2 separate regions of the Homo sapiens genome follow, and region 1 is linked to region 2. The links are chromatin contacts, found by Hi-C or POLR2A ChIA-PET in ENCODE. All regions are on one chromosome and are shown on one strand. The core of a region is the stretch at or near the end of the contact, and the rest is flanking DNA. Distances in the headings are between cores, read along the strand shown. Region 1 has its middle 18 kb from the start of BOC. Region 2 overlaps NEPRO-AS1 (NEPRO antisense RNA 1).

The links. A loop is a pair of places that touch in the nucleus more often than their neighbours do. ChIA-PET counts read pairs that join two places held with the same protein, here RNA polymerase II (POLR2A).
Region 1: a loop to region 2 is called in a map of sigmoid colon, with 2.4 times the contacts of the local background. The contact joins two enhancer-like sites. A Hi-C loop is called at or near these places in 2 of 168 maps with a recorded cell type or tissue (heart left ventricle and sigmoid colon) and 1 of 37 single-sample maps with no recorded cell type. POLR2A ChIA-PET finds 5 or more read pairs at or near these places in 3 of 52 experiments (BJ, H1 and PC-9).

The regions. Positions count from the first base shown.
Region 1 is chr3:113,190,959-113,195,764 of GRCh38, forward strand. No RefSeq gene overlaps it. Among named protein-coding and RNA genes, the nearest start is that of BOC, 18 kb to the right of the region's middle. Within about 2 kb of position 2,534, at least 3 of the 41 ENCODE cell types and tissues checked have a DNase peak (open chromatin) inside an H3K27ac peak, as active enhancers do.
Region 2 is chr3:113,144,151-113,149,630 of GRCh38, forward strand. All of the region lies in intron 1 of NEPRO-AS1 (NEPRO antisense RNA 1), which reads left to right. LINC02044 (long intergenic non-protein coding RNA 2044) reads right to left here. Exons shown (of 4, transcript NR_110823.1): 4 at 1-185. Among named protein-coding and RNA genes, the nearest start is that of LINC02044, 21 kb to the right of the region's middle. Within about 2 kb of position 3,906, at least 12 of the 41 ENCODE cell types and tissues checked have a DNase peak (open chromatin) inside an H3K27ac peak, as active enhancers do.

The DNA of each region.
Region 1 (4,806 bases), core at 1,284-3,783, 45 kb after region 2:
TAAAATTTGCCTGGCATTCGAAGTTCTCAATAATCTGTCCCTCAAAAGTCCTGTCTCTGTGTCATTTATCAGCTGCTTCTTCCTCCTAGAATGGCCCTGCCTCCCTTTTCCACGGCCTTAAAGCCATATTCTTTTTGAGTTGTAATGTTTTAATATGAGAGATATCTGCAAATTACATTATAATATATATATGTTCTCATCACCAAACAAGACATTTGTAAATATATTTGTTGGTAAATTATGCTTTTCTTTTGAAAAATTTTTAAAATTTTATGTTTTTGAATATTTATTTTTATTTCAATAGTTTTGGGAGAACAAGTGGTGTTTGGTTGCATGGAAAAATTCTTTAGTGGTGATTTCTGAGATTTTTGTGCACCCATCGCCTGAGCAGTGTATGTGTAGTCTTTTAACCCTCTCTCCCCTCCCACTTTTTCCCATGAGTCCCCAGAGACCATTATATCATTCTTTTACCTTTGTGCCTTCATAGCTTAGCTCCCGCTTATAAGTGAGAATATACAATGTTTGGTTTTTCATTCCGGAGTTACTTCACTTAGAATAGTGGTCTCCAATTCCATCCAGGTTGCTGTGAATACCATTATTTTGTTCCTTTTTATGACCGAGTAGTATTCTGTGATATATGTATATGCCACATTTTCTTTATCCACTCTTTGGTTGATGGGCATTTAGGCTGGTTCCATATTTTTGCAATTGCAAATTGTGCTACTATAAATATGTGTGTCCCAGTGTCTATTTCATATAATGGCTTATTTTCCTCCGGGTAGATATCCAGTAGTGGGATTGCTGGATCAAACAGTAGTTCTACTTTTAGTTCTTCAGGGAATCTCCATACTGTTTTTCATAGTGGTTGTACTAGTTTACATTCCCACCAGCAGTGTAAACATGTTCCCTTTTCTCCACATCCACACCAACATCTATTTTTTTATTTTTTAATTATAGTAAAGTCTTATTCTTTATTTAATTTATTCACAACATAGCTAAAGAGCTACTTCCTCCTGGAAGACTTATTTGATTTTTTGCATCCCCTTCTCATTCCTCTCCCAGTGTCCTTGAAATTCAGGCTCTCCCAAAACACCGGCTGAGCCTCTCTCAGAGCATCTGTTATAGAAAGTCATATGAGCTTCCTGAGGGTAGAGGCCTGCCGACTCACCATGTGTCTCCACAACTAAGCAGACTGGCTGGTACAAAATAGGAATTCAGGAATTATTTGTTCAAGAAAAATAACTGAATTTGCTTTTCTGTCTTTTTAAGAAGTAACCCCCTTCTAAGTTTGCCATGTGGACCTCTGCTCACTGCATTTAGTGCTTGGCACATGACAGCATTAGAAAATTATTTGGTGAATGAATGAATGTTATTGCTACCTTGATTTTTTCCAGGGAAACTTTAAAGCCCTGCATATTATCACCTTAGAATCAACCAGCTGAATCTGATAAACTGCTTTATGCTAAAGTACTAATGGGAAAGGGCTGAAATTCAGGCTCTCAGGAAGTGGTGAGCATTTGAACTAAGGCTGTTTAGAAACCTAACTTTTATTATCCCTGAAGACCCCAATGGACTAATGGGCCAGCCATTAGTCTGACTGGGGCCCCTGCCTACCTGGATAGTGGAGCGGGAGAAACCAAAAGTCATGAAGAGAAAGGGAAAGAAACAGAGACAGACAACATCAGTGGGGGCTATGTTTAAATGACAAGACTGCAGCCCCATGACACAAGGACAATGATCGCTGTCCAAACAGAAGTAGTGACTACACTTGGAGACTTTCAGGATGGCAAATGGGCCTACGGAATAGAGCAAGTCTAAAGGGAACAAACAGTAAAGTAAACATGAATTAATATTGGGAATCATCCTGATCTTCATACCTCCTCTCCAAAGGGGTAGCAATTATTATTTGTTTGGTTAATAGGTCAACTTGGGTACAAATTTGTGGTGTTTAGTAGATCAAATTCACTAGGTAACAAGCAAAATATTATTTCTTGTCCTATATACCCACAGACTCCATGGGTATGTAGGACAAGAAATCTTTTTTAATTGAATGTACTTGGAGGGAAACTGAACCCAAATGCACATGTATTATTGCCATGTTTATGCACACACGTGTCACATATCTGCACACATCCTTGGACATTGAGCCATTCACAGCACTAAAGGGATTTTTTTTTTCCTTTTTGCTCATCTTTCTCTTTGCAAGGCAGAAGTAGGTTACTCAGTCTTCTCTCCTAAGATGGCTTACAGCATTCCTTCAACGATTTAGGACATAAATCAAAGTTTGAGGCCACTCACAGTTTTAACCCAGGGTCTTTCAGGTAAACAGCTAGAGAATTTTGGCTATGAGGAAAATTTTCTTGCATGGGGTGCTGGGAGGCAAGGAGATTTTCTAGTTTCACTACTTTTCTCCGTTGGCTTTTCTAGGCATGATCCTGTTGTGGGGCCCGGGGGCCTGAAGCCAGGAGAGAGTTAGCAAATGTTTCCCGTCAGTGTTTCTGAGGATTCCTGACAGAGCCCATCAGAGTTGCCTTTTATCACCACTGCACGCTTTAGTGCGTCTGTCGTGGCTCGCAGACATTGTGTTCCCTGCTGGATTAATCCTGCCTGTATTCTTACGCAGGATGTGGGCCACAGGGAGGAAGGTGGGTGGGGAGGAGAAAAGGAGGGGAGAGAGACAGAGGGGGTAGGGACAGTCAGAAAATAAGGTGAGAAGAGAAAAAGAAACTTTGGAAGTATCAAGTGGCAGACCTAGGCAGAAAAAAAAATAACTAATTTGAAAAATTGGAGCAAAATAAATTTGCACAAATTAAAGATAAAAAAAATCTAAAATGGAAAGCAAAAAAGGGACCCAAAAAAGGGTAAATCCAAAGTCCCAGAATGTGAGAGGCATTCAACACCAGCACAGACAGACTCAAGCTCCAGGCTGGCACTGCCAGAGGAAGTTCATTCTATTTTTAGAAGTTTATAAAGCAAACTGACCACTCATTGGCCACATTATTGAAGCCCTTTTATGTGCAGACCCCATGCTATGACGCATTGGAGAAGTTCTCATGTGCTCAGTTCTGCCATAAGCTATTCTAAGGCCTAAAGAAGGATATTTAATACATCAGAATCTTGATTTTGCTATCAGTAAATCTGGTACCCAATTCAAATCTACTAGAAAAGCACTTTGGCATTCTCTTGATGAAAGATATTTTGGCAAGAAAAAGGACGACTAGCTTAGCATACAATGAATTCTAGTTAGGAAGGTGCATTTGCATCTCAGTGGCAAAAAGAGCTTCCCTGTCTAGATTGGCTGATACATCAGCTCTTCCAGTGCTGTGGTTCTGAAAGTCTAGCTTCTCATTAGAGAGAGTAGAGGCACAGATTCATAAGGTCTCTGTCACTCTGAGTGAGCATCTTGGGGACAAAGACAAAATCTAGTTCATGTCTATGTCCTCTCTGCATACCTGATACTTAGTAGGTGCTCAGTTAATTTTGTATTGAGAAGAATCAGGAACAGTACCAGCGAAGCCATAAATAAGAGCTGGGCCTTGAAGCCTTAATGGACTGCCTGCATTTGGTATACAGAAGTTATTCGATAAAGGAAGCTTAGCGAGTTTGTGGAGAGGAAAAGAAAAGGAAGGCAGAAGTACAGAGGAATAAAATGCATGCTGAATTTAAGGAACAGATAAGTGGTTAAGTGTGGCCAGGTCATTGTCTCCCAAGATTTGCTGGAGGAACTAGTTTTGACAAGCAGATTCCTGAGGTCTCTACACCCAGAATTTCTGATTCGTTAGCCCTGAAGTTCAGCAATGGCATCTACATTTTAAACAAGCACTACCAGTTTATTTTGTTGCAAACTATACATTAGGAAACACAAGCACAGAGATTGGAGGGCAGAGAAAGGGGGGTGAGTGGTATGAGTGTGTGGAAAAATGAGCCCAGGGTTGGTTGAGAAGAGTTTGGAGTCTGTCCAGGAAGGGAGCCCTCCAGGGTTTCTAAGCAGAGTAGAGACAGAGCCAGATCTGTGATGGAAATCAACCATTCTTTACTAAAGCTCAGGTCATTTTCTCCTTGCTTCTGCTCCATTAGATATCATTGCTTCAAGCGCCCTGAACAAATAACATTTCATGAAAGCCTCCAGGTTTTGTAGGATCCAGGGTTCCAGTTACCAGTGGAATGTGAAGTTCACAGGCCGCGTTCAGGCTTGCAGGGAGAGGATTAATTAGTTAAAAAGGCAGTTGCACACATAAGTGGGTGTCCACACCCCAGTCTGGCCTGGTGTTTTGGTGCACTCATTCAGCCATACAATACTCTCTTCAGTTCTAAGCGCCACCTCTTGAAACAAGTTAAAAAGCAAGTTCCAAGTGAGATGCCCAAGTGCTATGTTTTACACAGACTAATGATCAACAGCTTTCTGTTTTTATGGGCCTGGCAACCAGACTGGGCTCACACTGCTAAGGACATTATAGAAAAGAATTTCTGCTTCAAGCATCTGACTATGCAGCAAAGTGCTGGAAAAGATGTTTCAGATTTTTTAAAAAGTGGGTTTTTTTTCACTAAAATTATTTGTTTCTAAAAATTTATGCATTGTGGGGTTCTTTTTACATTTAAAAATGCCATATGTTTCATTGTATTGGGGCAGTGAAATTAAAATTCATACTTATAATGTGTTTTAGTCTTTAATAAACACTTTCTCATGTAATAACACCTTTGATTCTCAAAATAATCTTGTGAGCTGGTTGTTATCATTATCCTCATTTTACAGATGAGAAAACAAACTGTAAGCTTCATAACATGTTTAAAGCCACACAGTGAGAA
Region 2 (5,480 bases), core at 2,656-5,155:
ATGTATGAGAGTCTGACTGGATGAATTCACTGGAGAAATTGAATACTCTGTACAACAACCTCTCACCACCTCCAGCCTCCAAGTGCCATGCCAGCTCCATCCATGGTTGTTTATGAGTCTCTAGACAGGGATGACCATTCCATGGTTGAAGCCGGTAGATCAGAGAAGGCACACGTAATGTTTACCTGCAAAGAATATGGCAGAACCTCTCATGAAGTTTTAAGATCAAATGGAGAAAAGTTGCCTGCAGAAAAGCATGATTAAATAAATTTATAGCTGGTTTAATCACTTGACCAAATTTGTACTCATCTCTTGCCCCCAGCTCTACCATTGTTCATGTTTTCCCCATCTCTGTGATGGGTTATTCATCCAGTGGAAATAAATGGTAGTGGGTTCTTAAAAATAAGTCATCACGCACAGCTTAGATTGTTCCTGGAGATTCCCAGGATATGTATTGTCTCATGAGGTACTTAAAGGATTTTTTAGGTCCTTTCTCCAGGACCTAAATGTAGGACATTTAAAAGCCATGGTTCTAAATGTTTCACATAGTACTTGGGACGTTTATATTTTCCAGTTCTAGAGTAGTGACACATTCTATTCAGATTGACATAAGGGTATCCTAGGTCATTTAAATAATGAATGTTTCCATTTAAACCAACTCATGAGGTGAGAATAAGAAATTCAGGCTGGGCACAGTGGCTCACGCCTGTAATCCCAACACTTTAGGAGGCTGAGCAGGGAGGACTGCTTAAGCCCAGGAATTTGAGACCAGCCTGGGCAACCATAGTGAGACTTTGTCTCTACCAATAAATTTTTAAAAATTATTCAGGTATGGTACTGCCCAACTGTAATCCCAGTTACCCAGGAGGACAAGGCAGGAGGATTACTCAAGCCCAGGAGTTTGAGGCTGCAGTGAGCTATGACCATGCCACTGCCCTCCAGCCTGGGTGACAGAGCAAAACTCTGTCTCAAGAAATAATAATAATAATAATAATAATAATAATAATAATAAGTTCAAATGCCAATGCCACACATAATGTTTCTGCCATTGAAAAATATGACTTATGCTGTGTTTTACCCACCAACACACTCTGACTCACACAATTAAAGTGGTTGACCTACATCTGCAAGTCCATGTAAAATATATGCAAATGAGAAGACAACAGTGAAAAGAGAGAAAGGAGACAATTGATCATAGAACAGAAGGAAGGGTGGGAAATGTCTTTTATAATTCATCAAGACACAAATAGAGATATCTCGTTTTTTTTTAAGGCACCAGATCTACTGAGAAATAAATAAAAATTGAAAATATATATATAATCTAAAGGACAGCCTGGATATGTGGAACATCACGACTCAAAAAGCACCAAACCAGCAGAGTCCAGCAAACAAATTGTAAAATGCCAAAGCATCCTTTCTTTGGCATCACTTTGAAAGGTTGAGAATAGCTTTCCTCGCAGGTCTTGAAGAATAAGGACCCAGCAGCAGTCTGACCTGGAAGTTACAGTAGGGAGATGTAAGAACTCTTGAAATCCCTTCTCTCCCCAGCATCATGAGAGTTCTGACTGAGTTTATGAGATCCATTTTTACAAATCACAGGAGCGTATGAACTGTGGATGATTAAGGAGAGTCTTCATTTCTGAAAGACAGATGCTTCTGTGGGCAAGATGAGGCTGCCCCAGAGCTGCAACAGTTTGAGCAGAAATTTCTTCCAAAGGGGAAAACATTTCCACTTTTTGTTTCAACATTTCACTTTTTTTTCCGAAGTTCTTAAAACAGTAGTAATTATTGTTTTTCTAAGGGAATGTTGCTATTTTTGTCAGCATGGGCTTTGAACTGCTTTGACTTTTTCTCTAATCTTGCTGGCACAGTAAAGTTGTTGCTGCGTTAATGTAAAGGGCGAACATTTTGAATAAGATAGAAAAGCACAAAAGAAGACCTCCTTGAGATACTACCGAGACTAGAGGTTGTCTTTGTTAGTCAGATGTTGACAGTGCTCAGGAGCCACTCCAGCACTTAGGGGGGTGTCATATGGTAGCAAGACAGGTACTTGTTTCCAATCGAAAGATAGGAGTGACAGCATGTGATCAGATAAGAGGAAGGGACTCAGTTGAAAGGAGAGGGCTTCCATCACACTGGTTATTGTTGCCCCCTCTTGGAGCTTTGCCTGAGTTCAGGGGGCCTGTGGACCTTTCTTAATTTATTATGTACCAGTGGACTGGGTAATCAGGAGAAAGCTGTCCATTAATCCAACCATAAGTCCAAATATAGTCAACATTTTCACACATTGGCCAACCTCAATGGACAATGAAGTCTACAGGCAGCACTTAACATTTAAAAAGGGACGTTGAAAAGCACTTAACATTTAATCAGATCAAATGATTAAAATGGCTTGAAAATCCCCTAAATTGTCCTTAAAGAACATTATTATACCATTGTGTGAGACCAAAATATGCCACCCCAAAATATGAAGGATTGTTGAGCTGATGGTAATTAAGAAGAAACAGATGCAGAAAAGCTCTCTGCCCTTCCTCTATTTGCCTAAAAGCAGGACATAGATTTACAAAGACAATAGGTATCCTGCACCCTATCACCCCACTTCTACCAGAGAGAACAAAGGTTAACCACTAAAGACAGCTTGGAACTCTTATAAACCTGGAGATGGTTCCAGAGCAATCTACACAAACAAGCTTTACTAACCAGCCTTTAATTTGCCTTCCTCCAAGTTGCCTTCCCTAGAGACTTAAAGTCTTTTTCCTTTGTCTTGCCACTTCTTTAAAAATTTACTGTTCTTTGAGAACTATTCCCTGGGTATCTCCCATGTATATATAAAATAATGCATATTAATAAACTTCTGTTTGTTTTTCTCTTGTTAATCTGTCTTATGTTACAGGGGTCTAGATAGGGTTCCCATCTAAGAACTTCTGAAAGTTGAAGAAAAAATTACTTTTCTTTCCCTACACCATTTTTCAACAAAAGCAGCGTAACTTGTTGTGTGTTTTCCTTCAGTTGGGTAGGAGATAAAGTAGTGAACTTTTATGTAAAGGACAACTTTTTATTTAAAAAAATTCTTGTTTCCTTAAACATAAATTCACCGATATTATGAGATCTATCTGAGAACCAAGACCAAAGAAACCAAGGGAAGAGTAGATTCACATGTCTCAGCTCAGCTCACCTAACATTCTTGCTCATTGTGTTAAAAGATGGGCAAATCATCCCTACTCTTTAAATGGTGTTCTCTCACTCTCTCTTGCTCTCTCTTGCTTTATCTGGCCTAACATATCATTGAATTCATATCAATTAAACACAGAACTTTACTCCACAATTCATGAACATATCCTCTCCAACTCACCAAGAGCCTAAGAGAAAGCTAGAAATAAAAAGACACAGAGCTTAAGCCTCAGGACAAATTGGCCTCTGGAAAGTGCCTTTGCATTTGGCTGCTGTCTTTCTAAATGTGTGCCCCAGATTCCAGCCCTATATTATCACACTTTTCCCATTTATGATGCCTCCTCCACCTTTAAGTGTTCTTTACACAATTCTTGGATGAGACTTTTTGGTCCAAAGACCTTGAGAAAGAAGGAAATACAGATTTATGGGAAAGGGACCTGGAAAATCTCAAACAGACACATCTTTATTGCAACCGTCTGAGTCTGTGGGAGAGAGAACAGGGCCCAGAAGGATCAGCTCTGAATTTGCTCCAACTCTAGACTTCACTCCCTTCTTTCCAAGCTCCCCACTCAGGCCAATATTTTAATCTTTCAATCTCTCTCCCTCCCTCATCATCCCCTGTTTATTCACCTTTTCCATTCCCTCGTCTCATTTTCTCATTCTTTCTGATTGCCCCGCTCTCTCGCACTCATATCCCCTCGCGTATCATCTTTCTGTTGGAGCCTGCACTCATGGCCTCCTTCCACGAGCAGCAGGTTTGAATCAGCTCCAGTTGAAAATGAAGGCAGGAGGTGGGGGTGGAGTGAGGCCAGGAGGGGAATAGCCACTTTCTGATGGCCAATGTACAGTAAGCACAGCCCTCCACCCTGCCTCCAGGCTGGTCCCTGCTGTCGCTGTCTCTCTGCCCGGACCCCCCACCACACACAGGTATGTACAAGAGAAAACCTAATAATCCCCTGCAAGGAAGAGGCCCCCATCCCCAATAAGGCAGCTGGTTTCCATTAGATGTTCCAAGCCCTATAAATATTCTCTTTTCTCACTTATCTCTTATTATTTTTCCTTTCCCTTTCTCATGTTCCCGCCTCTGGATTCCCTCCTGGGAGGAGGCCTAAATTAAAACGGGAAGGCTTGCCAAGCTTTGCATTAACCATCCTGTTATGCCCCAGGCCCCTGGCTGAGCACAGCCCAGAAAAGAGCTTCTTGTTTGTCCAGTTTGCTGCTCCCCACACGGAAGGCTGACATGCTCCCAGGAAGGAGGAAGGGTTGAGCTGAGCCTGAGCTGGAGGGTGTGGCCAGAACCATCTCACCTGCGTGCTGTGGGTTGTGTTCCTGGCTAAGCCTGTTGGGTCCTCTGTCAAGCTTGTCTTGTCCATAGCAGTGGATACTGTACAGTGTCTTGGGCACAGCTTTGGAGGGCAACACTCTGGGGTTCAGATCCCAGGTCCTTTGTTCACAGAGAATCTGACTTCAGGCAAGTTACACAACCTTTCTCATTTGTACAATTGTGCTGATAACACCCACCTCAAAGGACGGTTAAGAGGATGAAAATGAGGTAACTAATGGGAAAACATTTAGCTCAAGGTCTGCAGGTAGCAGATGTTGGTGCTCTTCTCTTGCCCCTCCCTGTAGGATTTACTGTTGGAAAACCTGCCCTCCTCCTCCACCAGCCTCCCACACCTTGCAAACAGTTAACTGAGCAATTACAGAATTTAATTAACTAGCAACTACAGACTCCGAATACCCAAGGGCCTGACTTGGGGAGCATACAAATGTTTACTTTTTGTTCTCTCTCCTCCAGCCTATTTTAAGATAAAGAAAGAGGCAGAGAAAGAGTGAATATAAAATCCCTAAATTAGAACAATGTTTACAATTTTTAGTACTTCTTATAAACTAGGCAGCAAGAAGCTATGTCATTGTTGAGCCAGTGACCCCAGAGCAAAAGTTCCTCCAGGGGTGGGGGAGAGGGAGGAACTTAAGCACCTCATCCTAAACTGAGGTAATTAAGAATACAGCTACTGGGGTCAGACTCTCTCTGGACCTGGACTCAAGCTCCAACTCTTCCTAGCTGCTGGGCTCAAACAAGTTACTGACCTCACTGTGCTTCTTTTCCTCATCGTAAATGAGGCTAACAACAGTACTGTCAGAGGCATTTGAACCAGAGAAACTCCATCTTGAAGAGGAGCTGGGTAAAATGAGGCTGAGACCTACTGGGCTGCATTCCCAGACAGTTAAGGCATTCCGTGTCACAGGATGAGATAGGAGGTCTGCACAAGATACAGGTCATAAAGATCTTGCTGATAAAACAGCTT